2 separate regions of the Mus musculus genome follow, and region 1 is linked to region 2. The links are chromatin loops, found by intact Hi-C in ENCODE. Cell type or tissue: heart. All regions are shown on one strand.

Region 1 (8,000 bases), 47 kb after region 2:
GCTTAGCCTGACTGGGCAGCCCTCCAAACATCTAAGCAATACTTGACACTTTAAATCCAAAGCCAAGGGCTCTATCAGTCAGAAATACACGGAGGCAGGAGTACCTGCTTTGGTTTTCACATTGGTGTGTGGCATAAAAAAGGAACTGACACTCGAACGGGAAGGATGTTATTTTTTTCCTTTTTTCTTTCTCTTTTAAATATTCCTGGCTTGACATTTCAAGAAGACAGAAAGCAACTGAGGAAATTTCAGGTGCTGAGATAAAAAAACCTGAGGTCAACAACAACAACAAAATCAGCCTCGGCAGCCACCAGCCACTCAGGGTTAATCACACTGCGTTTTGGCACAGCCTCACGTATGATTTCTGAATGGGTACGAACCAATAGAAACCAGGTCACATTCAGGTTGAAGTCTCCCTCGGACTCGGTTCCCATCTATGCAAAGCTCACATCATGCTTTCACCGCCCCCTACCCCCCCCCCGCCCCGCCAATATTGCCCAGTAAGGCCAACTCAATTTCCTTGTGAAATTAGAAGCAAATCGGTTTCTTTTGTCCTTTCTAACTCGAATGGATCTAAGAGTGCATGTGTGTGGATGTAGGCATCCTCCTTCACTGATATTTTGCTGTTGCTGGTATTTTTGTTTAATGTAGCAGTGTATTCAATTTTACTGCTACAAAAGCAACTTAACAGGACCCTCCAAGAAGACACTCAGAGTCCCACCCTGCACTGTGTGTCAGTCACTCCGATAGCAGCATCTAAATGATAAAATCCCAGGTGAACAATTTATTGGTTTACTGGATACATACATTTTTAATACTAATCAATACTGACAAATTGCCCTCTTCAAAGGCTTTGCCGATTAGTACTTCCCGCAGGAAGTTGTGAGAGGGTTTGCCTCTTAGCATAACCACCACCCGTGTGCTATAAAGCGTATTAACCTGTGCAGCGAGGGCAGATGAAGATGGCAATGTTTTAAAGTGCAGGCCTCCTCACGATGAAGCAGAACGCTGTCTCGGGATGTGTGTTTGTCTTGTTTCTCCTCTTTTCCCACACGCTCTCTGCTCACGTCCCTGGGTGGGTGTTCCTTAACTACTTCAGATAGTACCTTGTGCTAAAGGACGGGTAGTTGACTCTTGCTTGGATAGTAGCAGAAAGTGGAAAATCATTTAGCTATTCCCTTGGAGTGGGTCCCTGTCCAAAGCCGTACAAAAGGAATTTCTCTTGTCTCCTTATTCAGTCAACGCTTCCTTTGACTACTGCTGGAATTTAAAATGCCTCCCCTAATCTAAAAACAGAATTTCCTCATGGTGTTATCTATCTATCTATCTATCTATCTATCTATCTATCTATCTATCTATCTATTCTTCTTATGTTTTCCTCCTTTCAATATTAAATATATTCACCATGTAGAATTTAATCTGAGCCTACAGTGTGCAGGATGATCTCATTTTCTTCTGAGCAAATACTCTCTTGTCCCCAGACCATCTCTTCAGCCATCTACCCTGTCTCCTACCACATAAAGTGGGGTGCATGTGTTCCTGCCTAACTCTGGGTCTGCTGGACTGTCTGTCTGTCTGTCTGGGGCCAGCAGCATGTTGTTCTAATCACTAAGGCTTTATATAGTCTTAAATCAGTCTTAAATATTAGATGATATGGTTAATCCCAAGAAATTGGAATATCACCCTAAAAAAAAAAAAAAAAAAAAAAACAGTGACTGGCTAGATAAAAATGTTTTCATGAGCAAAATTCTGAAGCTGTGTCATGCAGAATATCTCAAAGTATATGTGACCCTTGGAATAGCAGGTAAAAGCCACCATTACTACATCTGAGAACCACAGCGATGGGTCTGCAGGACAGCGCTTGGCCTTCTTTAAGAAACAGCCAGGGTTACGATCAGAAGCACAGATGCCAGTGTGGTGGCGACATCTGCAGTAGCATCCCTGCAGAGGCTGAGGAAGACATGATGTTTGCTGGAGTTCAAGGCCAGCTGAGGCGAAATGGCCCTGGCTCCCACTCAAGAATGAAAAAAATAAAAAAACCCAATACACCAATGCATTACATCATACACACCGCACTGCTCTGCCTTGGGCTGCACTCCTGCCTGCCAGTCACCTCCTTTCTTGCCCATTGGTGCTCTGCATGTAGAACGTTTCCTCTCACGGAACTTGCCAACTCTAAAAAGTCCAAATCTGCTTGTGTTTGATCAATAACTCATCATCTCCAAAACACACACGTGGCAATATTTCAGCACTTTCCATGCAACACTTTTTGTCTTGGCGATGCAGGAAATGTTTTCATCAAAGTAACAAAGGCTCTTGCCACAGCCCAGGGAAAGCAAGCTGAGGCTACCCAAATGTGGACCACGGGGCTCCCTCCTTCCTTTGGACTCCTGCTGCCTGTTCCTCATTGACCTCACTGCGTGTCAAGTATTGTGTTCACAGTGACGCAAAAGCCTGGGTGCTGGTGCCAAAGAGTGTATTTGGATTACATGGAAAAAAAATGAATAGAATGAAGTTTTGAGTACTGGAGCAAAGCTCTGCAGCCACACGATTTCATTGTTTCTTCTCTTTTAGGAAAATTAGCTTTGATAAAGGGCTATTTGGCTAAGATTCTTCCACTTAAACACCCTCCCTTGTTTCTTCAATAGACTGCTTGGAGCTGCCCTGGGAGGATGGATAAAGAGTAGATGAGCGAAGCATTTGCCCAACCCTAGAGACAGACAAAGACCAGTGAAATCCAGATTCAAAGAGGGACGATGTGCTGCAGGACACACAGAAGCACAGGAGGACCTAGACAGGTAGCTGTCAGGACAGAGAAAGTCCTCTGGAAGAGATGGTGCAATGACACAATGTCCCTTGTCCTCAGTCCCCCACTCTCTCCATACAGCCCTGCTGCTTTGCTTCCTCAATCCTGGCTTCCTATATCCACCTCTGGACCCTGTTCAGATCCATTCTTTCTGGAATCTTCCTCTTGGTTACCTCTGCAACCCTCAAATTCTCCCTCCTCCAAGACAGCACTCAGCTGTCACTCCATAGGTCATAGGTCACTTCTCATTAGGGTGTTTATGAGTGGTGCAATATGCAGCTTTCTTGCTCTGTTTGATCTTGAATAGAATCACTTGCTCAGGCCTGCCCCTCCGATCCTGTCACTCTTCTTGCCCCCAGTAGCTGTCTGCTTCCTAATCTACTAATCTACTGCTTTTCTCTCACAACTCCCCTTCCAAATGTCACAGGTCACTCCCCCACACCCATCTAATTGCGGGTTACTAAGCGCCTCTCCCAAGCACCCGGGAGACCTTCCACACCCCTGCCTTTCTCTTCATGGATGCTTTAGCGTACTTACTTCCCTTCTCCCTGTTCCCTGAAAGCTTTCTCAGGCCTTGCTCTCCTGTCTAGCTTCCTCCAAAGGACCAAAATGCTGGACAACTAGAGTAATGGAAGTTAGCACCTGATGAAAGGTTTCTTACCCACTCATTGCCCCCGATGTGAGTTAGCAACAGCTACAACATGGCCCCCACCCTCCCCTCCACCAAAAACATTGCCTTTTGGGTCTCAGCTTTCCCAGATCCCCACATGTCATCCCACCCTGTCCTCCTCACCTCACAGAGCTGTTTCTTCATGTTGCCTCGTTCTTCAAACCCCTGGACTTCAGTAGGTAAGCATTCTTAAGCATCTCTGGAATGAAGCCCACCATCAGCCATAGCCACAGGGGCGCACTCCACAGGTCTGCTAGTCACATGCTGGCCACGGGATTTTACTTCATCTCAGAGGCTCCTCTTTGAGTGCCACAGTGTGTCTGTCCCTTGTCACCTGCAGATGCTCAGTCCACTCCTGCCTGATGCACTCTTCCACTTTTCCCTGCCCCCTTCAAACACATCCTCTGCCCTCTGCCCTGAATCCTCTTCATCGTCCCTTCAGCTGCTGCCTCAGCACTAGGGGATCACGATCTTCATTTCTAACCCACTTTAGGCCAGCATCCTCGGGCCCACGCTCTCCTCCCACATCTCAGTCTTCAGAGTAGAGAGACACTGCGCCATGATACCCTTCCTTCTGCAACCAAGACCATCCATTTTTTTTTTCTCAGAAATTCCAGATTCACACAAAGCATCCATGGACTGACTCCTTAGAGGGGCATCAAATGTCATGCCTCTTTTTTTCTTCTCCAGCCTTAGGGATGGTAAAACTTTATCTAAGTGATTTGTTGTTGTTGTTGTTGTTGTTGTTGTTGTTGTTTTTAAATCTGCTATACCTTGAGCATCTCCATCTCCCTACTGCCAAACCTACCAAACCTGCCTTTGCCTGCATATTTCCTCCTCTGGGCCCCTTACCAGTAACCGGAAGCCAGGAATGCATTCCCCAAGCAACAGGCATTCAGTGCACTTGATACCACAAATACTTGAGCCCTCAACTACGATTCATGTCCACTGCTGTACCCCTGACTCGGTGGCCCCTGTATACTCCCTTCCCAAACAGCTCCAAGATTCATTTCCCAAATTACACTCAGATGAGCCTGCAGGATATAAATCACAGAAGCCTGTGGCTCATAACTCTCCCTGGTATATAGCCCTGTTCTGGCCAATCTACGGGCTTCATCACATACCAGACATCTGGGCTGCAGGTCCCAGCTCCAGCTGTGCAGCCTTTACTCTCCTCCTCCAGCTCAGGGCCCATCTGCCGGGCAGCTCTTCTCTTGACTGCTTCCCACACCATGGCTGCTCATGCTACACCACTCAGATCTCCTTCCAGATTGACCTTCATTCACAGCCCCCTGTATGAAGTCTCTGTGTGTTTTGATGTGTTTTGCTTATTCCCTTCGGGTAGCTGCTCTCTACACCACTAGAGGGCAGTAGAGAGCAGGTACCACCCAAGCCAAGAATCCCACAACCTACAAAGGTTCACAGTCCTGACTCCCAACCCAATCATACCCCCACCCCCACCCTCAGCCTTCCTAACCAGGAACCATGGTATCCAATGTCTACACAGCCAACCATCATGTTACCTATCCTTCTAGCCTCCACCTCCCTGTGTGTCGTCATGCACAGGTCCAGCTTTGTCTCCACTGCTGAGGACTGCCACAGAGACATAGCCTCTGCTACACCTTCACCATGGAAGGCCTTCTGGCTTTCCTGCACACCCGTCTAGGAACACAGAGACTGTCCTTAGCATAGGCCTGTGACTCCTTTCCCCTTGGCTGGTTAAGCTCCTGGCTATGACTTTCAGAGGTGCCTTTTTTGCCCAGTAGGTTTTCCTGGGGCTTCTGCCAGGTGAACTCTCTCCCCTGCTTCCTCCAGACTTGAGCCTGACATCCTATGAAACACTAACAGGGTCTTCCAAGCTGGGCTCTGGTCTGACCTCCTTCTGAATCTCCTTGTAGTTCTGCTGAGAACACAGGAGCAAACCTTACCCTCTCCTGGAGCTATAGCCCCATGAGAACCAATTCTGCAGAACACACTTGAATGCTGGGCCACTAGAGTTTAGTGCCAGCTCTGGGTCCAAGGCCACGTGTGCCCAGGTTGCATATGGATAGCATACCTCTTCCTCATACATGGCTCTGCTTTATTGGAACCGTGAAATTTCCTATACAAGCTGATAATGTAGCTTCTTTATGAGTCTACCCCTGTCTATGCCTCAGCATCAGAACAAAGATAAGACCCTGCCCACAGTCCTCTCCAGCCTGCCTTCTAGAAAGTAAGCCAGACAGCAGGCGTGAAGGCGGGGTAGTAGCAGATACACTGGCCAGGGCCATTCTGGGTGCCAGTATTGCCTTTGCCACAGCTATAGATTCCCTGCCCCTTAGAGTTCTTCTCCAGACTTGAAAAAAGGCTTTCCTCCATTGCACGGACTGTGTTATACGCAGGGTGGCAGTTGTGCTGGTTGGCACACTATTCCTCACACAACCTGCCTGCTACTCAACATGCTTTTCTTTGTTTTAGGACACAAAATGTTTTGTGTGAAAAACAAAAAAAAAAAAAAACCCTCCAAGAGCAATGTATCAATTTGAGATAGAAGGCCTGTCTTCTGATTTTCTAGCTCTTTCTCATTTAAACCTTCAGGAAATTCCTCTGTCCACATAGGTTTATTTCAAATTAAAAGTAGGATTCCATGGATTGCCTATTAATAATCTAAATAGTATAATACCACCCAGTTTAAATAGCTTTGCCCTTTGGACTTCTGACCTAGCCAAGAACCAGCTCACCCCTCCATGGATAGCAGATGACGTTCACTGCCCACAGCCAGCCTGGCAGGAATTCACAGCATGCTATTCGGGTCACCTTTTGGGGCACCCGTGTCTCTATGCCAGGTCTTTGGGGAGTAAAGAGTCATCTCTACACCCTCCACACAGTTGTGTTATAGAACATGTGGGTCCTCTCCAACAAGCTGTGAGTTGGGTCTTGACTGAATGTAGGCCCATGGTGGATGCAGGCAGTGCTGGGCCTTGAGTCTGGTTTTCCCCTGTGGCATCAGCTTCACAGAGCCTATGAGAATACCCTGACTGGGACGCCTGGTGCTGTCTGGAGTACTGAGTGCATTTGCTCTCACAGGGACCATATTTATCTCAGTGTATCCTGGCATCAGCCACGCAGTCCTCACACCCCGGGGAAACAGTTTAAGAGTGGCGAGTAACAGACTCACAAGTCCTGCAAAAGTACACTCACTGGGATATTTGAGGAACATACAGTAATTTGCAGTATGAAGGCATTTACACTGTGCATTCACAAACCTCTCTGGTCTTAATTTCCTTTGCTTTCTCCGTATCGCCACCCTCCATGCCTCCCCCACACAAATACACACATGCAAACACACATACAAACACACACATACACACATACAAATACACACTTTTATTTTTATGCACGGAGCTCTTTCTGCTCTTTACTGTAGTTAACTCATAAAAATATAGCACACAGAGAGACACGGGTGGGGAGGTATTTGTGGCTTGGGATTCTCATTCCTAGAGCTGTATTTTTCACAGGTGTGTCTCCTGCTCTTCCCAGGCAAAGCCTCCTCCAGCCATGCCACAATGTATCACAAAGCTGACTAGGTAGCACAGACAGCCTGTATTTGTTACAGGAAATTGGCTCTAATTCCCATTGGCCTGCAGTGTGACCCACCCCACCCCCAATGCAAAATGAACCCAGAGGATGCTCCAGGACAACAATTGTTGTCTTTCCCTGGGCAAGATTTTTCTACTTAATCAGCAACTCTTCCAGCGGTAGAAAGGAAAAGCAGAGATCTAGTGATCTGACAGAGAACAGGAAATGATGTGAACTCGGGAATGGCCTGATTCAGACAGAGGAACAGCATCAGGTGGGAAGCCCATGGACCACTTGCAGCAATGAGCATCAATACTGAGCCAACTCCTGCCCGGGAGGCTCCATCTCACCTTGGCCTACTAACCCACTATAGATCTGTGGCTTCAACATGCTTAAGCAAGAGGGACCAGCTAGGGCAGGATCTGGTACTGGCAATGGTAGCAGGCAAGTGTCTGCTCAGCGCGTGACCAGGTAAGCCGAAAAACAGAACAAAACAGACACAGGATGAGGCTATTGTCCTCCTACACAGGGCTCCCTTTCTCACAAGAGAACTGTAGTATGCACTTGTCTAAGTAGCATCTGGGCTCAGCAGCCTGCACATGACGATTTGTTTGGCTGACAAAGAGATCAAAGTAAAAGAAAGCTCCGATACAAGCCCCACAGGGATACATCTGATTACCTCTGTGCATTTTTGTGTCCTTGGAGAATACACAAGTTCCTTCCAAGAGGCTTTTTTTTTTTTTAAGAAAACTGCCAAATTTCAGATCCTTCAGTGTTTAAGACCCAGGTGGCCTGCTCTTTGACCCCAGACAAAAATAGAACCCCTAAAAGTATGTGTTGGGGGGGGGGAGAAGTGGAACATAGAGCAGCCTTTCCTCAGGTATCAATCTCTTCCTCTCCTTTTGAGTTGGGGTGTGTGAGAACAGACTGTCTACAAGTCACATATACCCTAGTACTTACTGCTCT
Region 2 (8,000 bases):
CATCTGTTAGTGTAGGAAAAGGCTGTGTGTGTGTGTGTGTGTGTGTGTGATCTTTCATGAATAGAAATCAAGTCTCCAACTTTTCGACTAAAACCATAGCTTTTCTCAATTTTTGTCTTCAGGAAATTGAGGCCATATGCTCATGTTCTCAGCCACTGTTCCATGTAAGATATAAAAATCACACAGGCTCTTAAATATCCCCCAATATTCACTTCGGCAACTCAGCAATTCAACAGCTCAACAGTACAAACAAATAGACTTCAATGAACACTTTTTCCCAACATGATACCTCCTGAGAGCCTGGCACAGCACGGAAGAGAAAGTACCGAGTGCAGACGGCAGCATCTGATGCTCAAAGCGTAACAGCTGCCTCCCAGGCTCTGACGTTTACCTGAGCGCGTATGATGCTCTCTGAAAAGCCCTTCTCCAGATGAACTGGCATTGTTCTGAGTCCGCAGTGGGCCAGGCTGCAGCGAGCAGAAAAGCAGTCTCCTGCAGCATGAGAGCTGTACAGCTCACAGCAATGAGTTCTGCATAAATCTAAGGACATTCTACTTAAAGAGGTGTCCACTTCTCTAAGAGGACACCTCTCCAGGTACACGTGGGGTTATCAAGCCACCTTCTAGAAATTAAGTGGTTATATTTAATATACTTCGGCAGAAGGTAAACGCCGTTTCCCTGTCACAAGGAAAACATTACTTGATTAGCTCATGAAATGCACCAGTCTGAGAGCCTCATGTGTCATAGAGGAGACATGGTGTGGGAGCAGAGCTAGAAGCTGGGAGCGCTCGCTCTGCCTGCCGCTTGCTAACAGAACATTTCCATGAATGTCCCGCCTACGCCACAGTCTCTTCGACTGCTCAAGGAGATCATCTGTGGAGGCTCCAGCGTGGTCCAAAAGCAAAGGGATTACTCAGCAAAGGCTTCAAGCAGACATTCATGAAAATGCAGCTCTTCAAGTACTTGGAAAAAAAAAAAAAAAAAAGAAAGTCCTACTGTCCAGCCAATCCTCTGGGGATCGCGTTCCTTCCCGTGACTGCAACACTAACAGACTCAAACAGGTTGCCAATCTGACCACGCATGCCAGCGCACTTGGGCACTTCTCTCCAAACTGTTGAAGCCCAAACAATACAGACTTCTTCAAATATGAATGCACAGCTGTACCACCTGAATATGTCTATACAGAAGCTCACTCTGCTTCCCAGACAATGTGAAATGACAATGAATTTCTCATCAGTCCGGCCTTGGATGCTCGCTGTGCTTGTGTGGGACCTCACATGCACAGCCAGCACGTGCTAGGACAACAGCACATGCTAGGACAATATTAGATATTCCTTTGCCCACTCACTCCTTTATGGTTCTACCATTTTAGGTTAAAAGGGTGCTGGTTGGGGCTGGAGAAGTAGCTCACTGGTTAAGAGCACTGCTAGCTCTTCCAGAGGACCCAAGTTCTAGTCCCAGCACTCACATGGAGGCTCACAACTGCCCACAACTCCAGTTCCCTGTGCCCTCTTCCATCCCCCATGGGCAGTAGGCAAACATGTGGTATACTGGACTGCTTGCAGACAAAACACTCATGCATATAAAAATATTTTTAATTTTTAACTGTGTGGCTATACTTTTGAGAAGGTTTTTATTAATTCAAAGGTGGATGGCAAAAGTAAGGAAACTGAGGTCATATGGATTGCTCCATGGTGGGGAATCTGTCTAGCCTGTGCAAAACCTGGGGCTAAGTACCCAGCACCATAGACAGAAAAATGGAAAGATGAGGGGGAAGGTGGTGGTAAGGAAGGGGAGGAAGGGACATTTTCTGGATGTCTCAACTTCAGAACCTCTGCAATGTGGTATGAACTGTATGTTAACTAGAAAACAAAGGGAAGGGAGGGAGCCTGTGAAACAAGGCTGATCATGAGCACCAAAAGAAAAACACCGGTATGGTTAAAGCACGGGCTCCAAGTGTACGTTTAAAGAGCCCACTGAGTAGCACATGCTTGGAAATGTATAGGCCTATTCTATCTTGTTTTGGTTTTCACTCCAAACTACAGACTATAAAGAACAATAGATTATTTTGACTATGCTTGAAGAATTTGGGTTTTCAGTTCTATACAATGGAGCTTAAAGTGCGATCTTTAATTACTGGGGAATGTATTTAAGGTGTTCACAGAGTCTAGAAGGGGTTCAGATAAAGAATGCAGAGGCAAGGGGTACTTATGTACAGGGACATTCTACTGGCTAACAGAATCCGCTCATTTATTTGTCCCCCCCCCCCAAATATCCTATAAAAATTACTGCCTCCATTATATGGAGGAGAAAGCTGAAGGGGAAAGAAATTCAACCCCAAGCATCTGCTTTCCGACCTCAGGGTAGCCACAGGGAGAGATGCTCAATGAATCAAACTGAACCATGGTACACAGTCAAAGCAAACAGGAGGGACGCAGCCTTTGGCTTTTCCCTCGGCATCCTCTGCGTGAACATGTGTGCCCATTGCAAGAACACAACTTCCTTTTCCTCTATCTTAATACGTACATCTGAGGCCATTGCAGCTGTGAGGGTGACACGGGCTTTTTATAACTATTTCCCCTCAAAATATTCAAATCAAAATAAACCAGAAAATGAGACTGAGTTGCTTTCCCAGATATGTTTCTCCACCTTACTCCTCTGGGCCACAAAGGTGAATAAGCACAAGGGCATTCTGAAGTGGGAGAGGAGGAGTAGAGGGTGGCCTGGAGCACTTGAAGTCACAGGACCATATCTAATTCTTCGTACAACACTAGTCGGGTGGCAGACACTCACACCTAGCCTTCCTGTACCTAAGCCCTGGTGACCAGCACAGAGGGCTTTTTTTCTGCAGCCCCAAATCCAGCCGAACAGATGCCCAACCTTTCCCTCCACAGAGTTTTCAAAGTGTCTTTGTTTCCCCTTCAAGGAAGAACCTCAAATGTGGAGGCTGCAGTTTTGTACTGGAAACAAAGTGGGCGTGGCGGTGGGCGTGGCGGTGGGCGTGGCGGTGGGTGACGGTGCAGAAATTGTCTGTGGCTGGCTTTTCTCTGTGCAACCAGCCCTGCTGTAAACCTCTGACCCAGCTGTTCTCTGACATCTAAAGCCCAGGTTTCCCAATAACAAGCAACACAGCTGTACAGAACGGTCGCCAGAGACTTGAACTGCCGCTAGCGTTACTCATCCGGCCCTGCCCTGCCCTGCAGTGTTGGCCAAAAGGCGGTGTCAAGTTCACCTCACCCTTGGGACTCACAAAATGAACAGCTCAAACAACTCATCACAGGACATCTAAAATAAACAGCTTTAAGTAGCTGGTGATATACCATAGCCTGATTCACATTCAGAATGTTATCTGCCCCACCCCCACCCCTGCCCCAGCCTTGTCTTTAATGGGTTTTATGCTGTTTATAAAAAGAAACTAAAATCTACAAAACTGACGCCCCCCCCCCCCAAACACACACCATCTCAATTTAATGTCTAATTTATCTTCATTCTGAAGAGATAAAATATCCATCTGGAAGTACAAAGAGACAAGACGGTTTTGCCACACACAAAACCATTGCCTGTGACATAATTGAAAATGCCCTCGGAAGGCTAGCGATCTCAAAGTGAAGCCTCTAACATGAGAAGGAGCACAAACTTGGGAGGCTGCTACAAACTTAAGCAGGAGCCATGGATACAACTCAGGCAAAGAGTGAATGGTAAACCCACAGAGTGTCACGTGTTGTGAAATACAGTATTCTCAGGGTCTCCGAATATCAGTCCATGGATTCCTCCTCACAGAAAAGAAAAGAAAAGAAAAGAAAAGAAAAGAAAAGAAAAGAAAAGAAAAGAAAAGAAAAGAAAAGAAAAGAAAAGAAGAATACCTTTACCTTTACCATGGAGGCATATGGCAAACACCGTCTCAACCTAGAGCAAATTTAGCATCACCCAAAATAGAAATGACATTATGTGATAGCGCGGCAATCTTCAGAGCTGAGCCACATTCTCCCGCATGACTTGAAAGAGATGAGCACTGACGGGGTGGCGGAGGTGAGCCTGCCGTGGGAAGATGATCAGGACCCTGGAGTTGTTGCTTGTTATTCGCTATTCAGAGATGCTGAACGGCTGCCTCAAAGACTGGCCTCAGGAGATGAGCAAAGCTAGCACCCGGTTCTAAAGCCAGCATAACCCGGTGACCCCAGCCACCACTGGGCTGCCCCTTAAACTCTGATTACCTCCTTAAAGGCTGAGCACTGTGTCTTGCCCCTTGGTTCTACAATTTGCTATCTCATGCTATAGCCCTGGCGTGAGTGAGTAGTGAGTGGTAGCCAAGCTTCTGCCTTGAATCTGCTCTGCCACAGCCCTTACTCTGCTACCTTTAAACTCATCCTAATACAAATTCTCGTGACTGCAATGGAGCCAGAGTATAATCTGAATGGCCTCAATCCCAGATCCCAATAGCGTCTTTGCTTTCCTTTGAAGGCTCATACATAGCTCAGCACTTACTAGAGTCTACATTTCCCTCAGCCTCCTGATCCTTCCAAACTCTACTAGAATGGCCCACCAAGTTCTGCTCAGTCTACAAAAGCATCTCTGTCCCATAGCTCCAAAGTCTTTCACCTCCCTCTCAAAAGTCAGTTCCAAAGAACATGTTCACCTCTACTTGCTGGCACCCACGTTCTCTATTAGTGACTGTTCTCATTGTAGCATCAAAATACCAGACAAAAGTGACTTAAGAAGCGAAGGGCTTCTTTCCCTGATAGTGACACTGTGTACCACAAAGGGAAGACCTGGCAGAGGATCCCATTGCATCCAGAGCCAGGAAGAATCGATCAAGGGACGCTTTTGCTCAGCTTGCTTTCTCCTTTCTCTTCAGTTTTGAACCCCAGTCTGTAGAAAGGTACTACCCACAGTTAGGGTGTGTTTTTCCCACCTCACTTAACATAAGTTAGATACCTCCTCAGTATGACCAGAGATTTCCTTCTATTCTAAATTCCATCAAGCTGATGATCAAGATGAACAGACAGATGGCTAAAGATCAATTATATAGATGGCTTTCCACATCCTTAACAGAGATACGCCTGTAGAATAAATCTAAAAGCCTGTTACCATTGTATTATTCTTGTAGTCATTTCGATGAACAAAATCAATCACAGGAAATGTTTCCTCATGCTCTGCTATGACATCAGATGGAAGCCAGGGCTCATTGTAATCAACTTTTAACACCCAGACCTATATCATAGGATACCCGAAGGCCTGCTCAATGACTCTAATTAACATGTCTGTCTTAATCAGATTAGTCTGCTAGGACGAAAGCCTTCATAGCTGGGTAGTTCGATAGTCAAATGAAATGGCTGTTGACAGTTCTGGAAGCTTAGAAATCCAAGCTCAATCCAAGTACCATCACACCTGTTCCTGGCAGAATGCTATTCCTGCATCCTTGCCTGGTAGAAGAGGATGGCAGCCTCTCTGGGGCCTCTTTCCAGGGTATCAGTTCCACTCCTGAGAGAGGCATCTTCATGACCTTCACCTCCCAAAGAGCCCACATTTTTGTGCCAGGGACTTGGGAGATTGTTGTTCCACACGTGGGTTTGAAAGAGCTCACATGTGTTTATATCACAGTACTGTCCCAAGTTCTACACCTGATTTCCCTCCAAAGCCTCGTCTTGGGGTTGTATGAGCCTCCATAGGCATGTTTTTCTAAAGGCATGCCCATCAGGAAGTCTGGTTTACTATGCCTTTAAATGTATCTACACCCCCCCTCCCCAATCTCAGTGGCCCATGGCTTCTGCTAGAATCCAAGTCACCACCTGTCCTTGCCGGTCGCCAGCCTCCAACTTGTCTACTTCCTGTTCTTACCCTTCTACTCCTGTTCAGTGGATGGTACAATCTTAGTAAGTGATGAAGCCACTTCTCAAGACCCTCGCATGACTCCCTGTCTTGACAGAGTGAAAACAGAGTCCCTAGAGTCACCTCTCGCCAGTATGACTTTTCCTGGAGCCTCTGAATATTACAGCCATGCTCACTGGTACAAGTTTGTGCTCTCTGCTTCTCCCTCCATAGGACCTGCCTCCTCAACCTCCTGCCTGCCTCACCTGAACTGAATCTCAGCTCAGACTTCACCATTCTATTTGAGCCTTTTGAAATAATTAAAATTATAACTATATTCTATATCCTTACCATGAGTCTAGTATATCATCTGTATATCTTACTGATTATTTCTATATTTCCCTCTTTCCCTAACAAATATCAAGGAAGTGAGACTATATATATGTGTGTGTGTGTGTATATACATATATATGTATATATATATATATAATGTACATATATTATATACATGCATATATATGCTCACTGCTTTGTTCCCATTCCTAAAAAACACGCTTATCAGAAAATCAGCACCAAAAAATAATCTTCTGCTCAAACAAAAACATAACATACTGCACATGTATGCTCATGCACGCACACACACACACATACATGCACACACACACACATACATGCACACACACACATACATGCACACACATACATGCACACACACATACATGCACACACATACATGCACACACACATACGTGCACGCACACACACATACATGCGCACGCACACACATACATGCACACACACACATACATGCACACATACATACATGCACACACACACACACAGGTGCTATAACAGGCCATGAATTAGGAAAGCATATCCCATGATGACATTTTTCTTAACAGCTAGTTCCTTCTAATACAGAGTTCTACAAAGCATAAATCCATTCTTAAATGCTGAGTTAGTCACAAAGTTACCTCAATTCTTAAATTACATACATGAGTGTAAATCAAATTCAACAATGGCTGTACTTGTAAACAAATATTTCCCCACTTAGAACTCAGATCTTAGTCCCAAGAGCATTTTCTCCATTTAGGTGACCACAGCTGATTAGCTGTGACGTGAATGCATTTATTAACCTAAAGGGCTCCCTCAACTGAAATGTGGCACAAGAGAATCAGGAAACATGGCACAGTACAGAAGTAAACCCAGGAGCTAGAGAAAGTATCCAAGGAGCTAAAGAGATCTGCAACCCTGTAGGTGGAACAACATTATGAACTTACCAGTACCCCGGAGCTCTTGACTCTAGCTACATATGTATCAAAAGATGGCCTAGTCGGCCATCACTGGAAAGAGAGGCCCATCGGACACACAAACTTTATATGCCCCAGTACAGGGGACCGCCAGGGCCAAAAAAAATGAGAATGGGTGGGTAGGGAAGTGGGGGGGAGGGTATGGGGGACTTTTGGGATAGCATTGGAAATGTCATTGAGGAAAATACGTAATAAATAAAAAAAAAAAAAGAAGTAAACCCACCCTAAAGAGTGACTGCTACGTTACACATTTCTCTATAACTCAATAACCACGGACATGATACCAAACTAAACTAAAACAGAAAAGACAAAGTCAGGATGATCGCAGGTCTCCATATGGTTTTAGACTGTATCCTTCATGGTGCCTTAAGTCCAATCAGCTATGATAGAGTGCAAACAGAAGCCAACAGAAGAAAAGACCTGGAAGCTATTTTTACAGAAAAGAAAAAGCAACAGGCTGGCTGTATGCAGCCTACATGCCACAGTAAGGTAGCTGTCGCCTACAAACCAAGCAAGCGCAGGCGGTCCCACGGCACAGCTGCCACTCAACAGGCGTGTCTAACAACCTATTCTATTTCCTTCTTGTCCTTTGCTGAGAAAAAGAGCTTGCTGGTTTGATCTTAAGATGCCAATATAAGCTTTATCAATTATACAATCAATTATACAATGAATTATATTTGAGGATGGTATAATTTGTTTCTGACTTGTTATTCACGTCTGCTCTCATTATTTCCAGATCGGCGAGGGAAAAAGCATCAAGACACAAATGATACCACATAGCTCCAGAAAGGAGGACTTGGAAGACCTAGACGTAATGTGCTAGCAGTTCACTGTCTAAATTTCTTCTGAATCAAAGAAAATCAGAAGCAAGTATAGATAATA

The links. Peaks named below come from ENCODE experiments on the same cell type or tissue, not always from the same donor. Only the 100,000 strongest peaks of a DNase experiment are listed, where the experiment ranks them.
Region 1: it touches region 2 in a loop (2.6-fold over the local background); 10 of 42 quality-filtered maps call a loop at or near these places.

The regions. Positions count from the first base shown.
Region 1 is chr17:8,804,403-8,812,402 of GRCm38, reverse strand. The region is part of intron 1 of Pde10a (phosphodiesterase 10A); the gene reads right to left. Among named protein-coding and RNA genes, the nearest start is that of Pde10a, 6.7 kb to the right of the region's middle. In heart, a CTCF peak has its summit at 4,829 (motif pointing right); no DNase peak of the experiment used is centred here; H3K27me3 peaks cover 6,256 bases.
Region 2 is chr17:8,851,674-8,859,673 of GRCm38, reverse strand. The region is part of intron 1 of Pde10a (phosphodiesterase 10A); the gene reads right to left. Among named protein-coding and RNA genes, the nearest start is that of Gm34321, 35 kb to the right of the region's middle. In heart, no CTCF peak of the experiment used is centred here; a DNase peak (open chromatin) is centred at 3,133; H3K4me3 peaks cover 701 bases; H3K27me3 peaks cover 785 bases.